Linked DNA regions of Mus musculus: all the other regions are linked to region 1. A link is a loop called in an ENCODE intact Hi-C map of the cell type or tissue named here. Cell type or tissue: heart. All regions are shown on one strand.

The links. Hi-C counts contacts between places; a loop is a spot of excess contacts. Peaks named below come from ENCODE experiments on the same cell type or tissue, not always from the same donor. Only the 100,000 strongest peaks of a DNase experiment are listed, where the experiment ranks them.
Region 2: it touches region 1 in a loop (2.4-fold over the local background); 8 of 42 quality-filtered maps call a loop at or near these places.
Region 3: a loop joins it to region 1, with 2.7 times the contacts of the local background. A loop is called at or near these places in 14 of 42 quality-filtered maps.
Region 4: a loop joins it to region 1, with 3 times the contacts of the local background. A loop is called at or near these places in 9 of 42 quality-filtered maps.
Region 5: it touches region 1 in a loop (4-fold over the local background); 11 of 42 quality-filtered maps call a loop at or near these places.

The regions. Positions count from the first base shown.
Region 1 is chr5:32,301,070-32,306,069 of GRCm38, reverse strand. Plb1 (phospholipase B1) reads right to left here. Exons shown (of 59, transcript NM_001081407.1): 20 at 3,361-3,434; 21 at 2,720-2,763. Among named protein-coding and RNA genes, the nearest start is that of Gm36840, 51 kb to the left of the region's middle. In heart, a CTCF peak has its summit at 2,655; no DNase peak of the experiment used is centred here; H3K4me3 peaks cover 822 bases; H3K27ac peaks cover 264 bases.
Region 2 is chr5:32,517,943-32,522,942 of GRCm38, reverse strand. All of the region lies in intron 2 of Gm15614 (predicted gene 15614), which reads left to right. Among named protein-coding and RNA genes, the nearest start is that of Ppp1cb, 61 kb to the right of the region's middle. In heart, a CTCF peak has its summit at 2,361; no DNase peak of the experiment used is centred here.
Region 3 is chr5:32,219,749-32,224,748 of GRCm38, reverse strand. No RefSeq gene overlaps it. Among named protein-coding and RNA genes, the nearest start is that of Gm36783, 10 kb to the left of the region's middle. In heart, no CTCF peak of the experiment used is centred here; no DNase peak of the experiment used is centred here.
Region 4 is chr5:32,202,700-32,207,699 of GRCm38, reverse strand. No RefSeq gene overlaps it. Among named protein-coding and RNA genes, the nearest start is that of Gm36732, 20 kb to the right of the region's middle. In heart, a CTCF peak has its summit at 2,869; no DNase peak of the experiment used is centred here.
Region 5 is chr5:32,213,718-32,218,717 of GRCm38, reverse strand. No RefSeq gene overlaps it. Among named protein-coding and RNA genes, the nearest start is that of Gm36783, 16 kb to the left of the region's middle. In heart, a CTCF peak has its summit at 3,014 (motif pointing left); no DNase peak of the experiment used is centred here; H3K27ac peaks cover 663 bases.

The DNA of each region.
Region 1 (5,000 bases):
TTCCCCGCATCTACTGAGACGATCATGTGATTTCTGTCCATACTAATTTGTATATGGCAATGCATCCTTGTATCTCTGGAAAGAAAGACACTAACTTGCATATGGTCACAATGTGTTCTTGAATGTAATTTACAAGTATTTTACTAAGAATCACAAAGAAAATGGATTTTTTTTTTTGCTACCCTTGTGTTCAGCAGTGTTGGCATGTTGCTACTTGTTCCGTGGAATGAGTGAGGTGGTGTTCTTGCCCTCTCCATGTTGTGGAATGGTTTTAGGACAGCTGTTAGCTCTTCTCTAAAAGCTCAGTGGAATTCATTAGTGAATCTGTCCATTTCTGGGCTTTTCTTCATCGAAGTTAGTTTCTTCATTTTGCTCTTAAAATTTGTCATCTTTTAATCAAACTTAAAAGATGGTTTTGCTGGTATAGCAATTTTGATTGGCAGTTGTTTACTTTCAGGGCTTGAAATACATTATTTTATGCCCTCCTGACTTTTATGATTGCTAATGAGATCTGCTGCTATTCTGATGTAGTTGCCTTTGTGGGTGAGTTAGCCTTCCCTGTTTACAGCTATTAATATTGTTTGCTTTTAACTTCTGATACACTGGCTATAACACATTGTGGAGAGGTTCTTTGGTTGACTTTATTTTGGCTCTCTTGTGCTTGAATTTTTCTCTAGATTTGATAAATCTTGTGCTATAAGCTTACCTGGATAATTCCATATTCCTTTAGAATTTATTTCATCTCTTTCTATCTTATCCATTCTTAGATTTGGCCTCTCGATCATACCCCAGAATTCTTAGACATTGTGGTCAAATTCATTTATTTCTTTAAATGATGTGTGATTAGAGAGTTCATTAGTCTTGTCCCCTATTCCCGATGCTTTCCCTATTTGGTTACAGCTTTTGGCAATGCTTTCATTAGGCTATTTGTCTCACTGGGTATTTTCATTTCTAACATTTCTGTCCCCGCACCCAATCTCAATTTTCTTGCTGATTTTTTTCCACAATACAGACTTTTTCATCCATACTTGTTGATGATCAATTCATGTGTCTGTCTTTGTGGTGGCATACCTCGCCCTGGAGACTTGCTGATCAGGGCAGAGGTCTGTCTCCCACACACCCTATCCTACAGCATCTGCTGGGTTAAATTTAAAAAGGCATTGGGGATAAGTTCTGTCCTGACCTTGTACCGACACAGCACATTTTACCTTTTTAAACAGCTGCCATGCACTGAATCCTGAAGCTCTATGATCAGGTGGTCCTCCCTCCTCTAAGAAAGAAAGCTGAACAGCTAAGCTAAGTGCATTAGGGGGAGCCCTCCTGAGTGGGCGACACTGTCGATGTCATTTGTAAAGCACTTTGGTGAATGATCTTGAACAATATGATGTCCAGCCATCTTGCTGGATCATCTCAAAGCCAAGTTCATCACACTCACGGGAGCAGTCTGTCACCTTCTGGCAACAGGGAACAAGGAGTTCTCATGACACAGAACTGTACCTATTTAAATTCAACACAGTTTTCTAAGAACTAAAATAGATAACAGACTTGAGGTCTGATCAGGTGTGCCAGTGTGGACATTATGTATCATATCCCTATTGTCTAAACTTGCTGGCTTAAAACTCAAATTGTGTCTTAGGTCAAGATAATGTACCAAAGGGATATATTTATATCTATATCTATATCTATATCTATATCTATATCTATCTATCTATCTATCTATCTATATATATATATATATCAGAAAAAATAGAATAAAACCAATCAAGTGCCTCCCAGGTAAAATCCTTAAAGGTTTCTGAGAAGCAAAGAATACACTGTAAATATTGCCTAACACCTTATTATAAGAAAGTGTAACTGGGGCTGGTGAGATGGCTCAGTGGTTAAGAGCGCCGACTACTCTTCCGAAGGCCCCGAGTTCAAATCCCAGCAACCACATGGTGGCTCACAACCATCCGTAAAGAAATCTGATGCCCTCTTCTGGAGTATCTGAAGTAAGCTACAGTGTACTTATATATAATAAATAAATAAATTATATATATAAAAAAAAAGTGTAACTGTAGCAATAAACACGGGCTTGGCAATACTAAAGATAATGAATCAAATAACATAACAGAAAGCACTAGCAATAGCTATAACCAAAAGATCAAAGGCAGACCCCTCAGAAAAATATAGCCAGGCTTTAAAAAACAAAAATCATCCAAGTAGGTGTTGGCAAAGCAATTAAGGAAAATATTGAATCCAAAGTATGGCAATGTTTGCACTGCCCAAGCAAGGTAGTTTCATTTCTCACTACTGCAAGTGCTGCGGGTTTACACAGTAAGGTCTTGTGAGCAGAGATGCTTAAACCCCATCCGCCACCTCCCACCCCACCCCACCCCCGCAACCCTACCCCTCGCTCTAGGTCCAGAATGCCTTCTTTATTGGATTACTTTTAAATGATCTGTCCTGAGATTTGGTTTAAGTCCTTCTTTCTTTCCTCACGCAATTCATTTATTGGATAGAGGCGATTTCCCGTTGGGGTGGGGGTGGGGGACCCACATAAAAGCAAACAAAACCCGCCAAAGTTTTAATTAGCTCAGGAGCTAAGAGAAGGCAGCCTCCGGGAAGCAGCGCTCCCTACTGCACACAGCTGCATCCTGCCTTGGGAGGCTGGCGACTGCCAGAGGGAGGCGCAGTGGGCTCAGGCGTAGCCTGCCGCCCAGAGCACCAGGGTACTCACTGGGTAGGGTGGTCACGGTTTTGATGGTCTCATCCCCGCCCACACTGTTGGTGAGAAGCAAGAAAGAAAATGACGGTTTAAAATGCCAAGCAAGACAGAGTGCCCTTCTGAATCACAGCCGGGTGGACTTGCCCTTTATCCGTCGCAGAAATGCAATTCTTTTCCTCCCTCCCTGTACACCGGAGCAAACAGACAAGAGAACTTAAACTGTTGCTGCTGCTGTTACTGTACTTTCAGCTATGAGCCCGCTCTAATGTTGGAGCAGGGAGAACCAAGTTGGTCTCTTTCATTACATTTCCCAATCCAGAGGGATTCTTTTGGGGCCACCAAGGGACCACTTGGCCTCTCCATTACCGCCCATAGCTTACCCTGGATCTTTCTCTTCGCTACTTAGCTTGGAAAAGAGTGCCTTTAGGAGAGTCAGGGTCTCCCGACCCAAGGCTAAGACTCCAAGGGAGATGTGCACGTTTAACCCTCCCCCCCACAAACTCCTGTCCAGGCAACACTACCTCCTGATACAGGTATTATAGTCTTGGGGATGGGAGGAGCAAATAAATTGAATTTGGAAATTTGTTGTAGAAAGATGGCCCATCTCCCACAGAGGTTTTCTAGAAGGCTCAGGGGCTTCTGGGTTCACTCACCTCCAGGACAGGCCTCGGTATTCAGTTAAGACATCCAAGATATTCCAAGGGCTGGCCCCAGCTCCATTGCCTGCCTGAAAAAGAACTCAAATAGCCAGTGGTGCCCATGCTTTTTTTCTCAGGGCCCAGCTGTCCACCTGTTTGAAGGCCTGCACCCTTATCCTGTCTAGGACATCTAGGAAAGTTCTAGAATCCAGATGGAACACCCTGTGGATATACCTCCCACCCTTTCTGGGATGAGTCTAGTACCATCTACAGCTATACCTCTCCAGGAAAGCCCTGCCTGGATGGCAAGTAGGAGAAGCGTGAGCCTGCAGTGTCAAGAGCCTATAGCATGTATTTCTTCAGAGCATGTGCTTAGAGGAGCTGTGCCCATTTTTTTTTTAAATTGTGAAACATGTAACCAGAGTAATTAAGCCTTTGAACATCGTGACATCCCTAGTACGTGCAGGTAAGAAAAAGCTGGAAGATGCAGGACATCTCCTTCCCTGAAGCATATATTTCTAAACTCCAGCAGAAATTCCCAGGTTATCTTCACTGCAGTTCAGTAGTGTCTTAGTTAGGGTTTCCATTGCTGTGAAGGGGCAACATAACCAAGACAACTCTTATAAAGAGCAACATTTAAATGGGGCTGACTAAGGTTCAGTCCTTTACCATCATGGCTGGAAGCATGGCAGTATCTAGGCAGGCATGGCACTGGAGGAGCTGAGAGTTCTACTTTTTTTTTTTTCTTGTTTTTTTTCCAGACAGGATTTCTCTGTATTGCCCAGGCTGTCCTGGAACTCACTCTGGAGACCAGGCTGGCAAGAGTTCTACATCTTGTTTGGAAGACAACCAGGAGAAGACTGGCTTTCAGGCAGCTAGGAGGAGGGTCTCAAAGCCCATCCCGACAGTGACACACTAACCTAATAGTGCCACTCCCTGGGCTAAGCATATTCAAACCACCACAATCCACTTCCTGGTCCCCATAGGCTTGCTCAAATACATGAGTCTATGGGGCCATACATAGCCATAGCATAATGCAAAATACATTTAGACCAACTTCAAATCTCCCATTGTCTATAGCAGTCTCAACAATGTTAAAAGTCCAAAGTTCAAAGACTCTTCTGAGATTCATGCAATTTCTTAACTGGAATCCCCTATAAAATGAGAATCAAAAAGCAGATCATATACCTCTAACATTACAGGATATACATTACTATTCCAAAATGTCATAGTGAGGAAATACTAGTTTGGAAATATCAAAGCTAGTCCAAAAACCAGCTGGGCAAATTCCAAACTCTGCACCTCCATGTCTGATGTCAAAGTGCGCTTCAGATCTACAACTCCCTTCCTCTCTGGTGACTGCAACAACTTCTTTTGGGCTGTTTCTACTCCCTGTTTGCAGCTTTCCTCGGCAGATAGCCCACAGCTCTGACATCTCTAACATCTAGCAACACAACTTCAACTTTACAGCTTCTTGTTCCAATATCTGGGATCCACACGTGACCTTCTTTTTCTGGGCTCTTCCAAAAGGGGTTGAGTCACATCTCCAGCTCTGTCCTTTGTAGAATTCTAGGCTCTGGTTGACTCCACTCTACTGCTGCTGCTATTTTTGGTGGTCATCCCATAGTACTGGCATCTCCAATATACTGGGGTCT
Region 2 (5,000 bases), 220 kb before region 1:
CTGAGATTCTCTCTTCCGTCTCTTGTATTCTGTTGCTGATGTTTGCATCTATGGTTCCAGATTTCTTTCCTAAGGTTTCTATCTCCAGCTTTGCCTCGCTTTGGGTTTTCTTTATTGTGTCCACTTCCCTTTTTAAGACTAATATGGTTTTGTTCATTTCCCTCACCTGTTTGGATGTGTTTTCCTCTTTTTCTTTAAGGACTTGTAACTCTTTAGCAGTGTTCTCCTGTATTTCTTTAAGTGAGTTATTAAAGTCCTTGATGTCCTCTACCATCATCATGAGATATGCTTTTAAATCCCGGTCTAGCTTTTTGGGTGTGTTGGGGTGCCCAGGACTGAGCGAGGTGGGAGTGCTGCGTTCTGATGATGGTGAGTGGTCTTGGTTTCTATTAGTAAGAATCTTACGTTTGCCTTTCACCATCTGGCAATCTCTGGAGTTAGTTGTTATAGTTGTCTCTTGCTAAAGATTGTTCCTCTCGTGATTCTGTTAGCCTCTATCAGCAGACCTGGGAGACTAGCTCTCTCCTCTGAGTTTCAGTGGTCAGAGCACCCTCTGCAGGCAAGCTCTCTTCTTACAGGGAAGGTGCACAGATATCTGGCATTCAGACCTCCCTCCTGACAGAAGATGAAGGCCCAGAACAGGACCTGTCCCAGAAGCTGTTAGCTTCTGTAGTCAACACTCTCACCTGCACAGACTAGTCTCAGAGGGATCCGGGAACCAAGAATGGCTCCCCCAGGTGCTCCAGCACAGCCCTCCCGGGCAGGGCGGACACCTCTCCTCTGGCAGGGAAGGTGCCCGGATGTCTGGGGCCCGAAACGGGGTCTGTCTCAGAAGCTGTCCTCTAGGGACCTTGGAGGTTTCCACCGACTCTGTGCCCAGGTGACCAAGTGCTGGTGTCAACCGGAAGGGACTTGTGACCCTGGTCAGTCCGGGTTTCCTGCTTCTCTAATGCTATCTCAGGTCCCGCACGATTGGATTGGAACAGAAGTTGTGTTCTACTCACCGGTGGTCCTAAGATTGCGTGGAGAGTCCTCTAGGGGACCTTGGGGGTGTTCGCCAACTCCGCGCCCAAGGTGCCCCAGTGCTGGCCCAAACTGAAGTTTTAAATGATGCAGATAAAATAGTTTTTAAGCATCATAATATATAAGAAAGATGAAGAAAGAAGAGTACAGAGAATGGAAAGCAGAAATAATATCCAAAAAATTAAAAGATAGAGATCAGTAGTATGATGAAAAATGAAGACTGTCTATAAGAACAGGAAAAATGCAGTATAAGGACTTGATGACTAGAAGGAGAGAAAAAGAAAAACAAAAATACAACACTGAACAATAAAAACATATGTATACAAACATAAATAGGGAAACACCATAAACTCATCTACAAGCATAAAAAAGTCTTCATAAGAAATGAAAAGGGAAAGAAAAGAGAACCATGTCAATGTCTCAACCACAAGAGTTAGTGACTATCCTCCATTCCCACTGATCTTTCTACGTCTCAGTACACTGTGCAACCAATGGAGCACTCAAAGCCTGTGAAAATATCCACCCCTTCCTCCTTTAGTATTGTCAGTAGGTCAGTGGGCATGGCTTAGAGCTGGAGGTCATTGGGTCTACATTCGTTTCCCTGCTTTGTACCAGGTTATCATGGAATCAACTTTGTCTTGGCGGCATAACCCATGTTGTTTAAATATGGGATGGGCTAAAAAAACAATACAAGACAAAGGCCATACAGAGGTGTAGTTTCCCAAGGGCCACTACCTGCTCACAATCCAGAGCTTCCAGAGTCTCTTGACCTTAGCTATACAGCTAAAGCAAGTTCCACCCCTTGCCTCATTTATGGCCTGAATATGCACATCTTTCACAATGAGCTAGCTTCACTGGCATTCTTCTGGGGCCAGACTGGGCTACATGTTCAGAACAGCATGTCAATATTGACAATGATCTTCCAGCGAAAGGAAGATGCAGAACTTATATTCTCTAAAGCACCAAGCTTGGTGCTGACCTTTGCATGGCTGTCAGTTATAGCACTGTGCTTTTATGTTGAGAAACCCAGAACATTTCTTAAGCACAGACCTTCTCCACAGCACAGGGATGGTCTAAGCTCAGGCTGCTTTTGTATCCATCTCTTTTGGTACCAGTTTTACCCATTACGCCTTTCTCTCTTTCCCTAGCAGTTAGCTCTTCCCTCTACAATGCTGCTTACAGGCTGAGAGGTGTTATGTTGTTTCTCACCCCCTGTTTCAATAACTGGAGACTTTTCAAGTTACTGTTTGTCCAGTACTAAACTTGAGCATGTTCCCTCAGGCATCCACATTGCTATTTTTTAATTCTAAGCTGCCTCAATTCTGAGCCACTGGGAGGCGCTGCTTGCCTTTAGTCTGCCACAGTGGCCTTTCTATTCTTAATATTTTGAGCCTCCATGTTCTTCTCTATGATGTCAAATAACCTTCCCTGGATGCACTTCTGATGGCCCTTAAGAATTTCATACAATACTCTCTTCAGCTAAGATGATGAGTGACTACACCTATAGTAGATGATTTTCTGTTGCTGTGGCCAAGGCAATTTGTAGATGAGAGAGCTTATTTTGGGTTGTGATTGCAGATAGAGAGTCTGTAAGAGTGGAGGAGGAAACATGACAGCAGGGACAGAGAGTGAGCATCTCCAACTTCAAGCACCAATCAGAGTCAGCGAACTGGGAATGGGATGAACTTATAAAATCTCAGAGCCTGTCCACAGTGATGTACCTCCTCCAGCAAGGCCACACCTCCTAAACCTCCCCCAAACAGGACCAACTGAGGACCAAATACTCAAATGCTGGAGCCTATGGGGCCATTTCTCACTCAAACCATCATAGCACATTTTCATCTTCTTTTCAATTTTCAGAAACTTTACTTTATAGCTGGAAAACATTGTAGACTTGCTTTGCCTATTTGAGGAGTGTTATAGCAAGAGGGATCATCTAAGAGATTGGAGACTTCAAATTTCTTGAGGAATGGGGGGAAATAAAGCATGTTCAAGGTGATGTTCATGGAGGATGGTTACTTTTAGAATGTTATTGGCCAGGTGGGTCCTTTCTCCTGTAGAATAGAAATCAGATCCTGCTTAATTTTTGAAGAAAAGGGAAAGTGAGAGTTACTTAAAAGAAACACAGCAGGCCCAATGCAGCCCAGTCAATGAAGAGTGTCTTGAAGGGAAAATGGCAGCATCCTGCCAAATAGGATAGTAGCAAGCAGTAACAAAAGCACATATCTTGTTTATTGGCTTGAATAGCCATGTCCTTTCTGGGACCTGCATTTGGGGTGGGGGGGGGGAAGGGGGGAGATTTCAGTATAGACTGTCTCATGGCTCTCAATGCCCTTAGATTTGTGTTACAGGTCCCTCTTGGTAAAGGTCTTATTATGCTAACATATTTCAATAAAAATGTAATGAAGTTCAAGGTCAGTCAGATTTGTCAGCTTGGTGGTTACTGGTGTTAACTGGGCTTCCTGCAGCTCATGCTGTCTAACTAGTGCTATGTTCTTGCTATCATGGGAGTCCAGCAGTCTGCTTGTTGTTTCCCTGCAGCATGCCTGCTGCTATAGCCAGAGCAGTTTCTTCTATGGAGAAGAAATTCTTGTTTCTCTCTTGTCCTATAGTTACTGAGGCTATGAATTATGTAGGCCTACTTTTCCTCCCTCCCTCCCTCCCTTCTGCCGCTCTCCCCTTCTTTTCTTTTTTCCCCTTTACTCAATCCTTCCTTTCTCCCTTCTTTCCTTTCTCCCTCCCTCCCTCTCCCTTCCTTCCCCTCTATCTCCCTTCCTTCCCCTCTATCTCCCTCCTTCCTTCCTTCCTTCCTTCCTTCTTTCTTTCTTTCTTTCTTTCTTTCTCTCTTTCTTTCTCTCTCTCTTTCTCTTTTTCTTTCTTTCTCTTTCCATGTAGCTGTCTGTGTAGCCAAGGCTAGTCTTAATGCTGAGTCCATTCTAACTCAGCTCCAGGCATGATGTCATTTCAAAATTTTTCCCCCATGGTGAGCAATTTGGTGACCATGGGGGAAAAATTCAGAAAATTTCTGACTTTTTTGGGGATCTTTTAAATTTCTGTGTTAACTATGGCTCTAACCCTGCTCTGTCTCTGATTCAGGTAGAGTACTATTCAGGTAGAGCCTAGGCTGGTGATCTGGTGCTCACTGTATTGTAGCATAGTCTAATCTTGAACTCATGACAATACTTTTGCTTCAGCCTGGGTCCTAAATGCTGGGAATGAAGATATGGGCTACCACCCCTAACTTGATTTTCGTAGTTCCTCAATACAGTTCTTATTAATGCTTTCTTTTGTTGTCATTGCAGAGACTATAAATGAGTACTTAATTCCATCTGCCTACTCATAAAGGCTTTGTGTGAGCCAGTGAGGCTGATGGAGGTGGAATATTCAGAGACAAGGTGCAGTGACAGCAGTGGAATGGTGAAGGGACACTGGTCCTGACATTAGCATGTGATACTGGATTAATTCCTTTATGCCCCTTAGCACCAATTTTCTTTTTTTTTTTTAATATTTTTATTACATATTTTCCTCAATTACATTTCCAATGCTATCCCAAAAGTCCCCCATACCCTCCCCCCCCCCACTTCCCTACCCACCCATTCCCATTTTTTTGGCCCTGGCGTTCCCCTGTACTGGGGCATATACAGTTTGCGTTAGCACCAATTTTCTAATTAGAGTTTGGAAATGGAGCTGCTCTCTTTGTCTCCCTGGGTTTCCATGAAGGTCAGATGTAACAGGATATGTTGGAGTACAAGGTGAATTTCCAGCGTTGAAGGTGTCTTAGAAACCATCATGTCCATTCATGGCAATGGGAGAAGCTTTACTGACTCATGATTTCAAAATGTTCTTTGGATTTGTCTTCATTGCCCTGACCCCATTTGATTTCTACTGTATCTCAAATCTTAACAACAGAAAGTATATTTTGTTGGGTCTTTGTGATCTGGGATGTGATAGAAGTCCTGGGAAACTATCACTGTCAT
Region 3 (5,000 bases), 81 kb after region 1:
TAGTATTCAGTTGGCTTTTTTCTTTCTATTCACTCTTGGGGCTACAACCAATGGGATGGTGCCACCCACATTCAAGGTGGATCTTCCCACATCGACCTAATCTAGAAACTCCCTCATTGACACACCCAGAGGTTTGTCTCCATGAGGATTCTAAATCCCACGAGGTTGACAAATGAAGCAAGTGTGCTTCTTAGCCCTTCTTTACTCTATACTACATATCTCAGTTCCATTGATCACTTGTCCTATAGGGTATGATAGTTAACCCTGACTGTCATCCTGGTGGAATTTAGAATCTTTGTGGAAACAAGATTTAGAATCCTCTGGAACCATAAGCCCAATTAAATGCTTTCTTTCATAAGTTGCCTTGGTCACTGTCTTAGGATTTTACTGCTGTGAACAGATACCATGACCAAGGCAGGTTTTATAAAGACAATATTTAATTGGAGCTGACTTACATGTTCAGATGTTCAGTCCATTGTTATCAGGAGTATGGCAGGAACATGGCAGTGTCCAGGCAAGCATGGTGCAGGAGTTGCTGAGATTTCTACATCTTCATCTATAGGCTGGTAGGAGATGACTAACTCTCACATGGTCAGGAGGAGCATCTTAAAGTCACACCCACAGTGACACACTTCCTCCAACAAGGCCACACCTCCAAATAGTGCCACTCCCTGGGCCAAGCATATTCAAACTACTACAGTCTTGACATCTCATTACAGTAACAGAAAAGTGGCTAATACAGCAGCCGAACTGCACATTGACATAAACGTGTCCCAAAGCTCATATAGGCTGATCTAAGTTGAGGAGAAATGCACCGAGATGATGGATGGTGCATGTGATGATTGACAGGATCTAGAATTATCTAGGAGACAAACTCTGAGCATATTTTTGAGGTCTGATCTAGATTGGATTAACTGGGGTGGGAAGACTCATCCTGAATGTGGACAGTAGATTTCCACGGGCTGGGGTACAAGGCTGAATGAAAGGGTGAAAGTAAGCTGAAAACAGTGGTTCACTCCCTCCGTCTCCGGCTGCCATGCCTTTCCCACCACCATGAACTGTATCCCCTCAAACTGTGAGCCACAAGAAAACTCCTCCTTCATTAGGTTGCTTTTGTCACGCACTGCCACAGCAGAAAGGAAAACAACTAATACAATACAATATATGAGGGTTCTTGGAAGCCAGAGATCAATTTTGGATGTCTTTCTCTATTGTTTTCTACTTTAGTTTTTGAGACAGAATCTCTCACTGAACACGGAACTCACTAATTCAGCTAGAATAGCTGGCCAACTTGCTCTAGAGATTCACCTGTTTCTGCCCCTGCAGCACTGGGGTTACAAACATAAGCCTGGCCCTTTAAAAGTTATTATTAACTGTATTTGCCATTTGTGGGTATGAGCTTGTGTGAGGATATTGGGGGGGGGGGCATGTGCAGGTCACAACATATGTGTGAAGCTCAGAGGACAATGTTCAGATGTTGGTTCTCTCTTTCCACCATGTGGATTCCAGGGGTCAAACTCAGGTCATCAGACTTGGCAACACGTGTCTACACATTAAGCCATTTTGCCAGTTCAGTACCTGGCTTTTATGTGGGTACCGGGGATCAAGTCAGACCCTAATGGTTATACAGTAGGCATTTTGCCACTGAGTCATCTCCCCAACCCCTTTATTGAAGTTTTGGTCCTATGGGAGTCTTTGTTTTCTTTCTCTATATGCACTAGATTATGATGTAAAACTAGTGAAAATAATTGAGTGGGGGGTATGGTGACTGACACACAGCACTCAAGAGGTGGAGGCAGGAGGATCACTCAAAGTTCAAATCCAGCCTGGTTTCAAAATGAGTTCCGAGACTGTTTGGGTCACAGAGTGAGACCCTGTCTCAAAACAAACAAACAAACAAACACAAACCCAAAAAAAGGAAAGAAAAGAAGACAGGAAGGGAAGGAAGAAAAAGGTAAAGGACAGTGGGAAAAATTAATTTGAAAACCAAGATCAGAGACAGAGAAAGAAACTCCACAGCCCAAATCCAGACTCCAGTTAATCTTACCTGGCCAGGCCTGGGCAGGATGGCGACCAAATGCTGTCATTCTTCTGGAAAGAGACCATGACAAAATGTACCTGAAGGTGCTGGATTTGATCTCAAATGATACCTTGGTGCCCATTCTTAGATCTACCTCCCTACAACAACACTGTCTTGACACTCACTCCAGTCACACTCCTCTTTCAGAGACTTCTGCACTCACTGTTCCTCTGGAGTCAACCCCCATGGCCAGCTCCATTCCCTACGTCCTCCTGCTGCAGCCCTTAGCACAGCTACTCTAAGATCTCCTCAGGGAGTAACAGGAATGAGGGGGCAGCATGCTTCCCATCCCACCTTTTACATGCCTGAGTAGCTTAGCTCTACAAACAGATTTAATTAGTATGATCTACAGACTGAAGGAGCTGACCCAAAACAGTTGGGTGGCCTCTGTCATTTTCTGGAACTTCCTATGAACCTGCTGAAAACCTGTGGTGGTTGAATAAGAATGGCCGCATAGACTCACATGAATGCTTAGTCATCAGGGAGTGGTAGTACTTAGAAGGATTAGGAGGTGTGGCCTTGTTGGTAGGTGAGGTCTTGCTGGAGGATGTATGTCACAGGGGGTAGACTTTGAGGTTTCAGAAGCCCAGGCCAAGCCCAAAGGCTCTCTCTTCCTGCTGCCTGCAGTTCTAGATGTGGAATCCTCAAACTATTCCTCCAGCACCATGTGTGCCTGCAGGCCACCAAGCTCCCTACCATGATGAGAATGGACTGAAGCTCTGAAACTGTAAGCAAGCCTGCAATGTTTTCCTTTCTAAGAGTTGCCATGGCCATGGTATCTCTTCTTGGCAATAAAACAATGATCAAGACACTAACTGTAGATAGGACCCCCATGCTCCCATGTTTCCTTCTCCATCTTGCCCTCCTTTGGGATACCAACACAGTACCATTTTTTTAAGGTCAAACATTCAAATAAAACTTCTCTTAAGTTGCATATGTCCTCCAACATCAGCCCTGTTTTTCTGTAGTGTGTGTGTGTGTGTGTGTGTGTGTGTGTGTTGTGTTCAGTGTTTAAAGTTTTTGACCAGTACTTGATTCTTCTGGACTTGGCTGTTCCTTTCATCAGGTTCTACCTCCAGCACTTAGAACAGTTCAGCATGGAGGAGCTTCCTGGAGCCACCCAGCAGTCAGTTGTGAGCTTTGTCTTACTGAAGCCATCAGCAGCAGTTATCAGTCAACTGCTCTCTTAGTTGAAGTCCCTTGAACTCGAAGAGAACACTCCTGTGTATTTCGCCTCCCAGTTTTGCACTCTTTCCCAGGCTTCTTTTTAATTCTCCCTGCCCATCCTTACCATCTGAGTGCAAGTGAGATTTGGTCCTGGGCCTGTATCTCTTACTGCACACCCACCCAATAGGTAATGGCACTCACGTGATTTCTTGTCTGTCAAAGGTTAAGTGAGTCCAGTGTTCTCTAAGTGTGTCTCTTTCCAATCGGCTGGTGAGCATCTTCAGCTGCACGGCTGCTGCCCACCTCAAATGTAAGGCATCCTAAGAGATGTCAGCAGCTCTGCTCTCAGTGTAGTCTGATAGTCACCAGTATACTTGCCTCGGCACATAACAACGTCAAACTCTGGGCAGGCTGTGAAAAACAAGGCCCTGAATGGCGCACAGAAGCAGGCAGTTTCATGTTGTGTGGGGCTGGAATGGGAGGATCTGTGTGAGGAGGAGCTGGGAGGAGAGGGAGGCTGATCTTGAGATGTAAAGTGAATTAATTAATTAATTAATTAATGAGCAGGCAGTTTCTGGAGCTTAGTCAATGCTGGAATAAAAAGAATGTCTAGGATGAATTTCCCATTTTCAATAGGATTTTATAAAATAGACAAGATGGCAATAGAAATCCTGGCCCAAAGAATCAAAGGCTTGCATTTGAGGCAACTGTGGCCATGGAAGTGAGGAGGGAGAACCCACAGAAAGACAGACCATACATTATGGTAGACTTTGCTCAAAATCTGGAGAGGTCCTGATCCCAGCATGAAATGTGCTCCGTCAAAGAGTAGACAGATGGAACTGAGACTCAACGCTGTCACCCAAGAGATCGTTTATACCTGATGAAGTTCATTGTCTGCTACAAAAGTGTGGACATTTTGCAGGAGCTACTTAGCAGAGCCCAAGGTTTCTGCAACTAATGAATCGTTAGAATTTGTGTAATAAGAATATAGGAAATTATTAAACATATGAAAGAAACAATGAAAATGTAACCCAATCTTAAGAGAAAAGGAGAGAGAGAGAGAGAGAGAGAGAGAGAGAGAGAGAGAGAGAGAGAGAGAGAGAGAGAGAGAGAGAACATGCATGTATATGCACACTTGTGCCATGGCACATGTGTGGAGGTCAGAAGACAACTTTGTGGGTCTCTTCTCCCTTCACACCCTTGTGTGGGTCCTGGGATTGAACTCTGGCCATCAGGACTTACACAACAAACACCTTTGTCCACTGAGCCATCTCTTTGGCCCTAGATCATATTTCTAAAGTAGCTATTGAAAGTTTGCTTCACTGGGTGAGGGGTTATATCTTTTCAACACAGAAGTGCAGCAGAGTGACCAACTTTATTTAACAGAAAGCTAAGCGGAAATAACAAGACTGGAAATGAGTTTTGTGATGGGACATCATCTGGATCTGCTTAGTGACAGAGAAAAAAAGTGAATGGTCTTGAAGTTAGATGTTTCCATTCTGAGAACAAAGTGGGGGTTCTGGGGAACTGAGGCAGGAGGAGAAAGCTGAGCCTGGGGCAGTTCTGAAAAATAATATCAAAATGTTTAATGTGGAATTGGAATCAAAGGGAGCAAGGAAGACTCTAGGAAAGAAGCAGGGGAAGGAACTGAAGAAATAATCCTCACCATTTCCCTTACTTGGTGAAAGAACTTGCATTTGTAGATAGAAGAAACCCGGGAAGCAAAAAGGATGTTTTAGGGTCCCACTGCTGT
Region 4 (5,000 bases), 98 kb after region 1:
ACCAAGGGTTATGGGGTGACTCAAGGTGAGAGGTGACCTTATGATATATCCAAACAAGCTATTAGAGTTTTTCCAGCCTAGAAATGAGATATGTTCTTCTTATGTGGTTTACTTTGAAGTCAGGGCAAGCCACTTAACATCCCCTAGGGTAGGTCAGAGGGAACTTTTGTCTTGTCTCCGGAGTCCAGAGAACTTCTATGTCTTCTATGTGCATAAATGTCTAACCTCTAATGAGTCCATTGCTACAGCCTTCATGAAGTCGGGTATTCACAAGACAAGCCATAACAAACAGCTGCATTAATTCAGAGAGGACCCATTAAGGCTTACTTGCTGAAGAGTCAGCAAACAAGCACAACCAAGGTGGTGTGGACTTACTACTTTCTGTACCTACACAAATTATAGCAGGGATATCTCAAAAATTTACTCAAATTTAAATGCAAGCAGACTGTGTGTGTGTGTGTGTGTGTGTGTGTGTGTGTGTGTGTGTGTGGTGTATACTCATTTATAGGAACGTATCCAAAGGCCAGAGGAGGATACTCTGACCTGCTGTATTGCCCTCCACTATATTGCCTTGAGATAGTTCTCAGGAGCACAAGAGTACTATGCCAAACAAGATCTGTCTGAACTGTTCTGTTGCTTAATAAAACAATTCAGCTAGTAGATCTGCAAGCTGTCACAACAGCAGGCCGTTCAAATGTACCTTTTACAAAGTGTACCAAGAGCAGAAAGCAAACCAAGCTCCAGACTGTGAGAATTAACTCTGGTTCAGAAAGCTGGACAACACAGGTACTCTTTACAAATGAGATCTGGTCAAAATCCAAAGGGTGCCCTGAGTCCTAAGCACAGGAATGGATAAGCCATGGGGCTGTGTCCTGGCTAGTGCCCCTAACGTGTTATAGAGCATGTAACCATTTTAAACCAGAAGAGAAGTCACTATTTCCTTTAGGGATCTATTTCCAGTTTGGCCAAAATGAAGCTGGAATAACTCCTTGTTTCTTCTCTCTGCCTTTTCTCTAGCAGTTATACAGTTTTATGGGAAAGATTAACAAACCCAGGAAGTATGCTAATCATGCAATGTGACAAGCTGTCAGAACCCTGAGAGACCCCTCAGCAGGCTTTAGTCCCTCCCCTTGCCCCAGCTTGTGATCCTCTCAGGTGGAAATTTCTGGTTTCATTGCAAAGTCAATTATGTCAAATGATGTTTTGCTGGGGCACACAGGTGAAAGGATGTCTTGCTAAAGCAGACTTGTGAATATTTTGCTAAAGCAGGCATAGGTGAAAATGTTTTGCTATAATAGACATGTAAAAGGACACGTGATGTTTAGAAGGAATATAAATATGAACCCACAGACAGTGGGAGCTTGAGCATTGGTTTGCTTTGGTGCACCTTGCTATTCCTTGCTATTCTTCACTGACGGCACCATGTATTATTGGCTTGCCGTATGTTGCATTGCTGAGCTCCACTTGTGGTGACGCTATAGAGAGAAACTTACCAAAGAACTTCTTGTGAGGTTCCAGTGGCTTCCTGCCACTTCCATGGACTTGGGCCAGTTAGGGAGCCTCTCCGTTTCTGCTGGATTGAACTGCAGCTGCTGGTTTGTGTGTGGTGTCTGCCAAGTGGACTGGACTGATACATTGAAGATTGGAATCACTACAAAGAACTATTTCTAAACAGGTCCACTTTCCCCATATCTTAATAACCTTTCTTTCCCACTACTTCTGGGAAGATTGAACCCATATGAAAAAAAAATCTATGCCTATAATCCACTGGTCTGTTGTTTTAGGATTACTGTTTCTACTGCTAAAGGGGCATCGAAGGGCACAGTGTCTCATTTTAGAATGTCTATCCCTGGAGGGCTTCAGCACAGGATCATGGTGGCAGAAACTTCTGCCTTACAAACAGTCATGACCTCACAGTAGTTCCACTTGTGACGTATGAGCTTTATAATGTGCACACAGTATTAGCTGTGTTGACGGGTGTTAAGCCTTCCCTGAAATAATAGTGTGTGTTTTGTCCTCTCTTATGGTGCTGATCAGCAGCCCCGAGAGACCACAAAAGGAAGGGACCAGCCTTGTCCAGTGGTGTTGATCAAGTGGTGATGTTCAGTTGGGTACATTAGATTAATGCATTTCCAATACACATTCTAACTTACAATGAGTTTATCAGCATGTGGTCTCCATAAGTTTTGGTCCCTCACATAAGTGTATTCGCAAAACATTTGTGGGTTGTACTGCTATTTGTGTGTCAGTTCATGTAGCAAATGACCTCGGCATTCATATATGTCATAGTAAGTGTCGGAATTTCTTTCTCCTTCAAGGCTGAATAATATTCTGCTAATGGACATACCACATTTTATTTGCCCATTTCATTGTTGCTATGGTTCAGACTTGCTGGCAAAAGACAACAGTCTCATTCGCCATAAATCTTTCTCATTTAGGCTGTTAGCTACACCATCCTCCCTCATTACACGAACCTCTCTCTACTGGTGGAGTTATGCGCACATGAGCTCCCTCATCCACACTCAGAGCTATGTGCACAGGAAAGCACCTACTTGAAATCAGAGGCTATTGTGAGGACCAGGTTTTCCAGAAGTCTCCAGTCTTCTAGGAGGCAATACCAAGGAGAGTAAGCCCCAGAACACTTCTTTGAAGAATGGATATGGCTACATAATTCAGAGACTTGCCCTTTCCCAAATCAAGAAAAGTGTTCCAGCAGCCGAAATCACCTGTACGAGCAGAAAGACAAGAAGCCTTTAGGACCTGCAGTCATTTATCTCTTTTTTGTTTCGCACAATCCCCTAATAAGCCATGCCCTTGACTTCAGGCCCACCAGCTACTACAGTGCAGAACAGAGGGCTGTAGCCACCTGTTGGGCACAAGGAGAAGTGCAGCCTTGAAGCTCTGGAAAGCCTCATCCTCTGTAGGGTGTGTGCCCCACCCCATAGATGAAAGAGCTGACATCCCTCTAGGGTAAACTAGATGAAAACCAAAATACACAACAACAAAAGGTAGCCCTTACATCCATAAAACGGGATTTATTCAACACTAAAAGGGAAGAAGTAATCAAGTTGTCAAAGACACAGGAGAGCCTGATACGCATGGATATACCTGTGAGTGTGTGTGTGTGTGAGTGCTTGTATGTGTGTGTGTGTGTGTGTGCATGAGTCTGTGTGTGTGTATGCATGAGTGTGTGAGTGTGTATGAGTATGTGAGAGTATGTGAGTGTGAACATATGAGTGTGCGAGAGTGTGAGTGTGTGCGTGCATATGTGAGTGAATATGAGTATGTGAGTCTGTGCAAGTGTGAGAGAGTGTGTGTGCAAGTGTGTGTGTGTATGTGTGTGTGTGTGTGTGTGTGTGTGTGTTAGTTAGTTAGTTAGTTAGTTACTAAATGGAAGAAGCCAGTGGGAGAAGACTATGCATCATTGGGTTCTTAAACCATGAAGACAATGAAAAGATCAGTGGCTGTGTGTGCCAGTGCTGGGAGAAGGAATGACACTCAGGTCTTAGAGGACTTCTAAGGCAGAGAATCAATCAACCTTGAGATCCCATCAGTCTGGGTATGTGTCTGTGACAATCATTATGTTGGTAAATCATCATGTGCTATTTGAGCTTATCAGGAAGCTGGCTCTTAGCCTCCCTGCTTTAGAATCAAACATCTTTATCTCAAAGTGTCCTCCAAGTCCACCCCCATCCTAGAGCAGACTATCCCCTCCCCAACTCTGTAGCAGGAAAAATGAAAAACAGCAACAGATGAGGGTCTTAGAAACATTATGCTTCCCTGGGGAGTGGTTAATCACAGAAATATATATATATATATATATATATATATACATGTATACATATATATATATGTATATATATACAGAGAGAGAGAGAGAAGAAAAAGGAAGGAGAAAGAATTCTGGTAAATGTATAAGGAATCATAAATTAGTGACATACCTAAAGTTACATATATGTTGGTGTATAAATATTCATACATAGTTCAAATGGAATGTTCTTGTCTGTGCTAATAATGGTTCCCTGTAGAGCCACAGACTATCTAACAAAAACTCCAACACTAGGCATGCAAAGGCCCTGTTGGAGTTGTTGGCTAGGGTTGTCCAGGAGACTCCCAGAACATTACAGGCCACTGCATTACCCTATAGTTGCCTCCCAGAAGTGGATGTTAAGTCCCTATGGCTGAAGATGCCATGAACTTTGGACACAGGATCCAGAGAACCTGAGTTTGGTTTGACCTAAAATCCTCTTCCCTGGCAACTAGCTTTCATGGTACCAGAATGCACATGCAAGAATTTTTTATAGTGCGTTCAGATACTGATTTCTGTGCCCAAACATCTGGTTACAGTATGGCATGGCCAAGCATCTCCAGTCCTAAAGTTATGTGAAAATTGTTTTCCATCACCTCTGATTGGTTAATAAAGAGCTGAACAGCCAATTAGCTGGCCAGAGGAGAATAGGGTGAAACTTCTGATCCCAGTGAGAGGGTCCCAAGAAACCAGAGTACAAAGGACCAAGAGAAGAAGGTGTGAAGGTACCATATGGATCGACCAGGGGTATTCATCATTAGGTCCAGATGAGAAAGCAGCCCTGAGGACACACATGGATCAGAGAGAGCCAAGGCAAGACCAGATGGTAAGTAATGGAGCATTGGGCTGGGTACTGGCAGCCTAGACAGGTTAGAATGATCAGGATCTGTCCAGCTTAATGCTAGCAGCTTGTTAATAAAAATATGAGGTCTCTGTGTCTTTTATTCGGGAGCTAAAATAGGCTAGAGGAGGTGTGAAGATGCCCTGCAGTTATTTGAGAGGAAAAAGGGCACAAGGAAACCCCCAAGAGTTACTTTTACATCTAAAGGAAGGACGCAATCATCAGCCTTACCCAGCCATGACACCTATGAACCACAACAATGACCAGCGTGGCATCATCACCCTAAAGAAGCAAACAATGGCAGGCACACACACACACACACACACACACACACGCACACACACCTTGGTG
Region 5 (5,000 bases), 87 kb after region 1:
GAAAAGGGACGGTAGAAGCTTTATCTGCTCCTGGGCACCAAGGCCCCTGTCACTAGCCGCAGAGCCCCCCCATCCCCCTCCCATAGATGTGTGGCCATCAGTCACATAAACTCAATGCCCGAGACCTTCCACATGTAGACAAAGCATCCCTAACATCTCAGACCAAGACAATAGGAAAAGAGACATGATATGTAGGCTCAAGATAGAGATCTCCAGGCAAATGGGGTGCCTAGAGGCCCGGAGGACATAGCCAATAAGCTTTCCTTCCCAGACACTCCTTCTTGCAAAAGATATTTAACCTCAGGCCCTCCCTGAGAAGTAGGGTATGGTTTAATGTATTCACTTTCCACTATGGCAATAAATGGTTTGGAACCACAGGCTGCCTCTTTTCATCGAGATCTGTTGTGGAGAGCCATGGAGAAGGCCTTTGCCTATAGAGCTGCCGTCTAGTCTCCCATACAAGGCCTCTCTGTATTCCCAGTCACAACTGCCAACAAGCCTGCCTGTCCAAGACCTGTCAAGCCAAGGACTCGTCCCTGGGACCAGCTGGGGCGCCCCTTTTCCCCACCTCCAACCCCTGCCCCGGGCTAGACCTAGCCCACAGGCTCCCACTCCGTTCTCAGCATAGCACAGGCAGGCAATAGTCGGTCTCTGTCACATCACGCAGTGGGAATGGAGGATGGTACCCAGGGGCCAGCAGCTGCATGGCCAGCCTGCAGCAGGAGCCGCCACAATGTGCAAGGTCAGGTAGGAGAGAAAGAAGTGGATCAACTTGAGCATTATGAAGAGAGATGGAACTGGAGGCTCAACGGCGGAAAGGGGAAGTCTGTTGTGAGTGGCCAGTCCCAGCCAGAGCTACCACTGAGGGCCCTGTCTGAGTCCTCATGACGCAGAACATGGAGGCGTCCCTGGCTGAGGATCATGTGGATATCCAGTGGCTGCGCAGAACTGGCCCCGCTCCTCACTGGCTGCTGTGCTCTGGAAACCAACGGCAGCACTGGTGAGAGTAGCCCTGTGCCTTGTTCAGGCAGCACAGTAGAGCTGGCCCTGGTAGTGGGGGTGTGGGGGTGAACCAGCCCCTGAGGGAGGGAGTGTGGAGAGCTGACCCCACCACTCATCTGCCATGGAGTGGCATAGGCACAGAGGTGCCTCACCCCCTCGCTATCTGGCAGTCAGGAAAGCTGCACACGGGGTCATGAGCTTTGGAGAGCTGGCCCTGCCCCTCACCAGCTGTAGCACGTGGGAGAGCTGTCCTGCACCTCCCCTGAACAGCACGGTTGTGCTGACCCTGGTGATGGGGGTACAGGTGAGGCAGCCCCGAGGGCGAGAGCATGGAAGAGCTGGCCCCACAGCTTCGCTGTGAGGTGTCTTGAGTGCAGCAGTGATGTTCACCCATCCCTTCCTATAACCTCCCCTCCTCCAGCAGTCGGTAGAACTGGCCTTGGGGTCATGAGAGCAGGTGAGCTGCCCCTCACTGGTTGTACCACGTGGGAGAGCAGGCCCTGCATCTTGCTTGCCTGGGCAGCACAGTAGTGATGGCACTGGTCAAGAGGGCTCAGGTGACCCAGCTCCTAGGATGAAAGTGTGGGATATCTGGCCCCGCCTCGTGTGTGCCGTGAGGTAGTGGGTGCAGGGGTGATGCCCTCTCCACTCTCACCCCTCACCACCTGAGGCAGCAGGGAGAGCTAGCCTTGAGATCATGTGGGTAGTTGAGCTGTGGCTGTCCCTGGCTGCAGTACTTGGGAGAGCGGGCTCTGCGCCTTGACACAGTGGAGCTGGTTCTGAGGCGCGGGTGCTGGTGAGCCAGTACACCAGGGCATGAGCAGGAAAGCTGACCCTGCCTCCTGCCAATGGCTGCTCCAGTGACCTGGTCCGAGCAGTGCTGGAGAGTTTACCTTGGCTTGTGACTAAGGGAGAGCTGGTTTGCTGGGCTGCATGTCTGCCTTGCATGTCCACCAGAGTGAAGCAGGGATAAAATAAATCCCTTTTGCGGAAAGGAATGCCCAGGAAGGGAAGCTCATTGGCTGAACACTTAGGGCCTATCTAGATATCTCATTAGCATGGAGAACTCCAGGTGTTTATGCTACGTGACTGTCACGTGGGGTGTCAAGTAGAGTTTGTCAGGGAGCTGGCTCCACCCCTGCCACTCTCATTCTGAGATTCCCCAGGGTCTGAGCCTGTTCAGCCTTACCAGTTCTGTCCAGTGGCAATGTCAACTTACCCCACAGTGGCATGCTGACCAGCTCAAACTACTAACCAGGCCTAAATCCAGGGCACTGAGTTGACCCACCCCAAAATCTATCTCATTTGCAAACAGCTTGGACACATAAAAGGGACAGTCCTGCTGACCCAAAGCTGCAGGACCTCCATGACACAGGGCAGCCACAGGATAATCCAGAGGAGTCCCAGTGAGGACTCAATGCTGACAGTGTCACAGAAGCCAGACCAATGACACATTGCAGTGACTATTTGCAAGTGAAGGTGTGTGGACAGAGGGATAGACTGTTGGACACACTGTGACATGCTACAGCTTCCACCACGAGATGTTTTCTATGCTTAATTTTCTGGGTTTTTGTTGTTGTTTGTTGGTGGTGGTGTGAAGTTTTTGTTTTGTTTTGTTTTGTTTTGTTTTTTTGGAAGGGAGGTTGCAAGGGTGAAGGGCAGAGATGAGGGGGTGGGAAGATGAGTAGAACTGGGGTGCAAATGACCTCACAAAGAATCAATAAATTTTTTTTTTAGTTTTTCAAGACAGGGTTTCTCTGTATAGCCCTGGCTGACCTGGAACTCACTTTGTAGACCAGGCTGGACTCGAACTAAGAAATCCGCCTACCTCTGCCTCCCAAGTGCTGGGGTTAAAGGCGTGCGCCACCACGCCCGGCAGTTATTTTTAAAAATTAAAACCTGTATATGGAAAGGCGGCTCAGTGGTTAAGAGCACTTGCTCCTCTTTTTGAAGACCCTGATTTGGTTCTCAGAACCCATGTGCTGAAACTCCAGTTTCATGGATCTGATGCCCTCCTCTGGCCTTTGCCGGTACTGCATGCACATGGCGACTTAATAGACACAGGCAAATACCCACATGCATAATTTTTACAAAGAAAACTGAAATTCGAATTCTCTAAAACAGAGAGAGACAGAGACAGAGAGACAGAGAGAGAGGTGAGGGGAGGAGAAGGGGGAGAGGTGGGGGCAGAGGTGTGTGCAGTGACACAGAGGGGTCTGTGGTTACAAATGACCTTTAGGCAATTACAAAGCCACTTCGTGCCCTGTCTCACTCATACCCACTCACACTGGGGATCCCCTAAGTGACCTTGCCATTCCCTGCTTTTCCCAGCAAAAATCTTGGCTCTGTCTTAAAATAAAAAATTGCAATGAAGCCAAGGTGTCAAAGTGAGAGTGGGCAAGAAAATGTTTAAAGGGTCCCTTTGGTTGCTGTGTGGAAACAGGGCAGGAAAGGAGAAAGGGTGAAAATGGGAAGGGTGGCTCAATGAAGACCATCAAAGGACAAGAAAGGCTGGGACCACCATTCTTGCATACGGGCCTTCCAGTTTCACTCTGGCTTCTTTGCAAATCTATGCTGGCTCTGTCACTCTTCTGCCACACCTTCTCGAGTGACATCCCACCTTATTAAGGGGTAGATGGGACAGGTGGGTTTTGCTGAGGTCACGAAATGTGTTTCCTGCCCCTTCTCTAGTCTTCTCTATCCCACGTCTTCTGGTGCGTGCTCTAACCACTTGGCTTCCTGCTTGTTCCCACACAGCCCAGTTTCCTGGCTCACAACTTCTCCTTGGTGTCTCTGATAACCACAAGGCTCACTCCCTCAGTTCTACTACTCAAATACTGCTTTTTCCAAAACTTCGCTAAATAAAACAGCAAAGCGTGTCCCACCCCATCTTGCTCCAACACTCGGGGCCTTCCTTCATCACCCTTAAATCCATGTTAGATGAGCAAATGAACATCTAAGATTTGAACAGAAAGTACAGACACAGCTCTGAGAGTGCAAAGGAACAGAGCTGTTACTGATTCAGCCGCCTGCTTGGTTAGCCTGTTATGTTATAGTATTTAATCTCCATTACCGTACCCTTAAGTAATATATTACCATTCACTTATAGGTAGATAGGAAAGACCAATGAAGTTTAGTATTGTTCCAATATCACATGTGCATGTTAAATGGTAGTAGGAAAACTTAAATCCATGTCTGTATAACTACATATATATTATATAATTGATTATATATGTATAATATTGCATATATTTTTTTTTCACTCATTTCTCCCAGGACTCACTTTGGCTCAGTTGAGGGGAGAGGATAGAGTATTTGGGAAGACTTTCTGAAGAAAATACCACCCCATTCTTCAAGAAGGTAGAGTCATATGGAGGCTCTCAGATCTACAATAAGATAGAGTTAAATGGGGGCTCTCAGATCTACAAGAAGGTAGAGTTATATGGAGGCTCTCAGATCTACAAGACATAAATAAATAAATAAATAAATAAATAAATAGCCACATACATCTTGATAAAAGACGAACATACCCACAATTTGTACAAACTAGGGATAAGGCAACTCCAGCTTTTCCCGCCTTTTTTGTAGCCACAGTTTTATAGAAAAGATGGGAAGGAAGCCAGGAAACACATGTGCTAATTTGTCAAAACTGTGAGGTCGCTGCTTAGGAGGCAAGTTCTTCCTCTGGTTGGCATTAGGAGCCACCCATCTCCTTCCCCATGGGAAATCTCACAGAATTCCCGGGGAAATGTTAATTCTTTGGGGGCCTTGTTTCAGTAATGTGATAGCTGAAGGGGTAGACACAATGTCTCCTTTAGATCAATTCCTCTCCTGTCAGAGCAACCATTCTCCTCTTTGTTTGAGACGCCAATCTTGGGGTTATGGGGTAATATGGTGGAATTAGTATGCAAATTCCTGAACTGTGCCTGTGCCTGAAGCAAATATAAACAGAACTCAAGTAGGAGCCAAGGCTAGAGGATGTTCAGTGCCAGGTAACC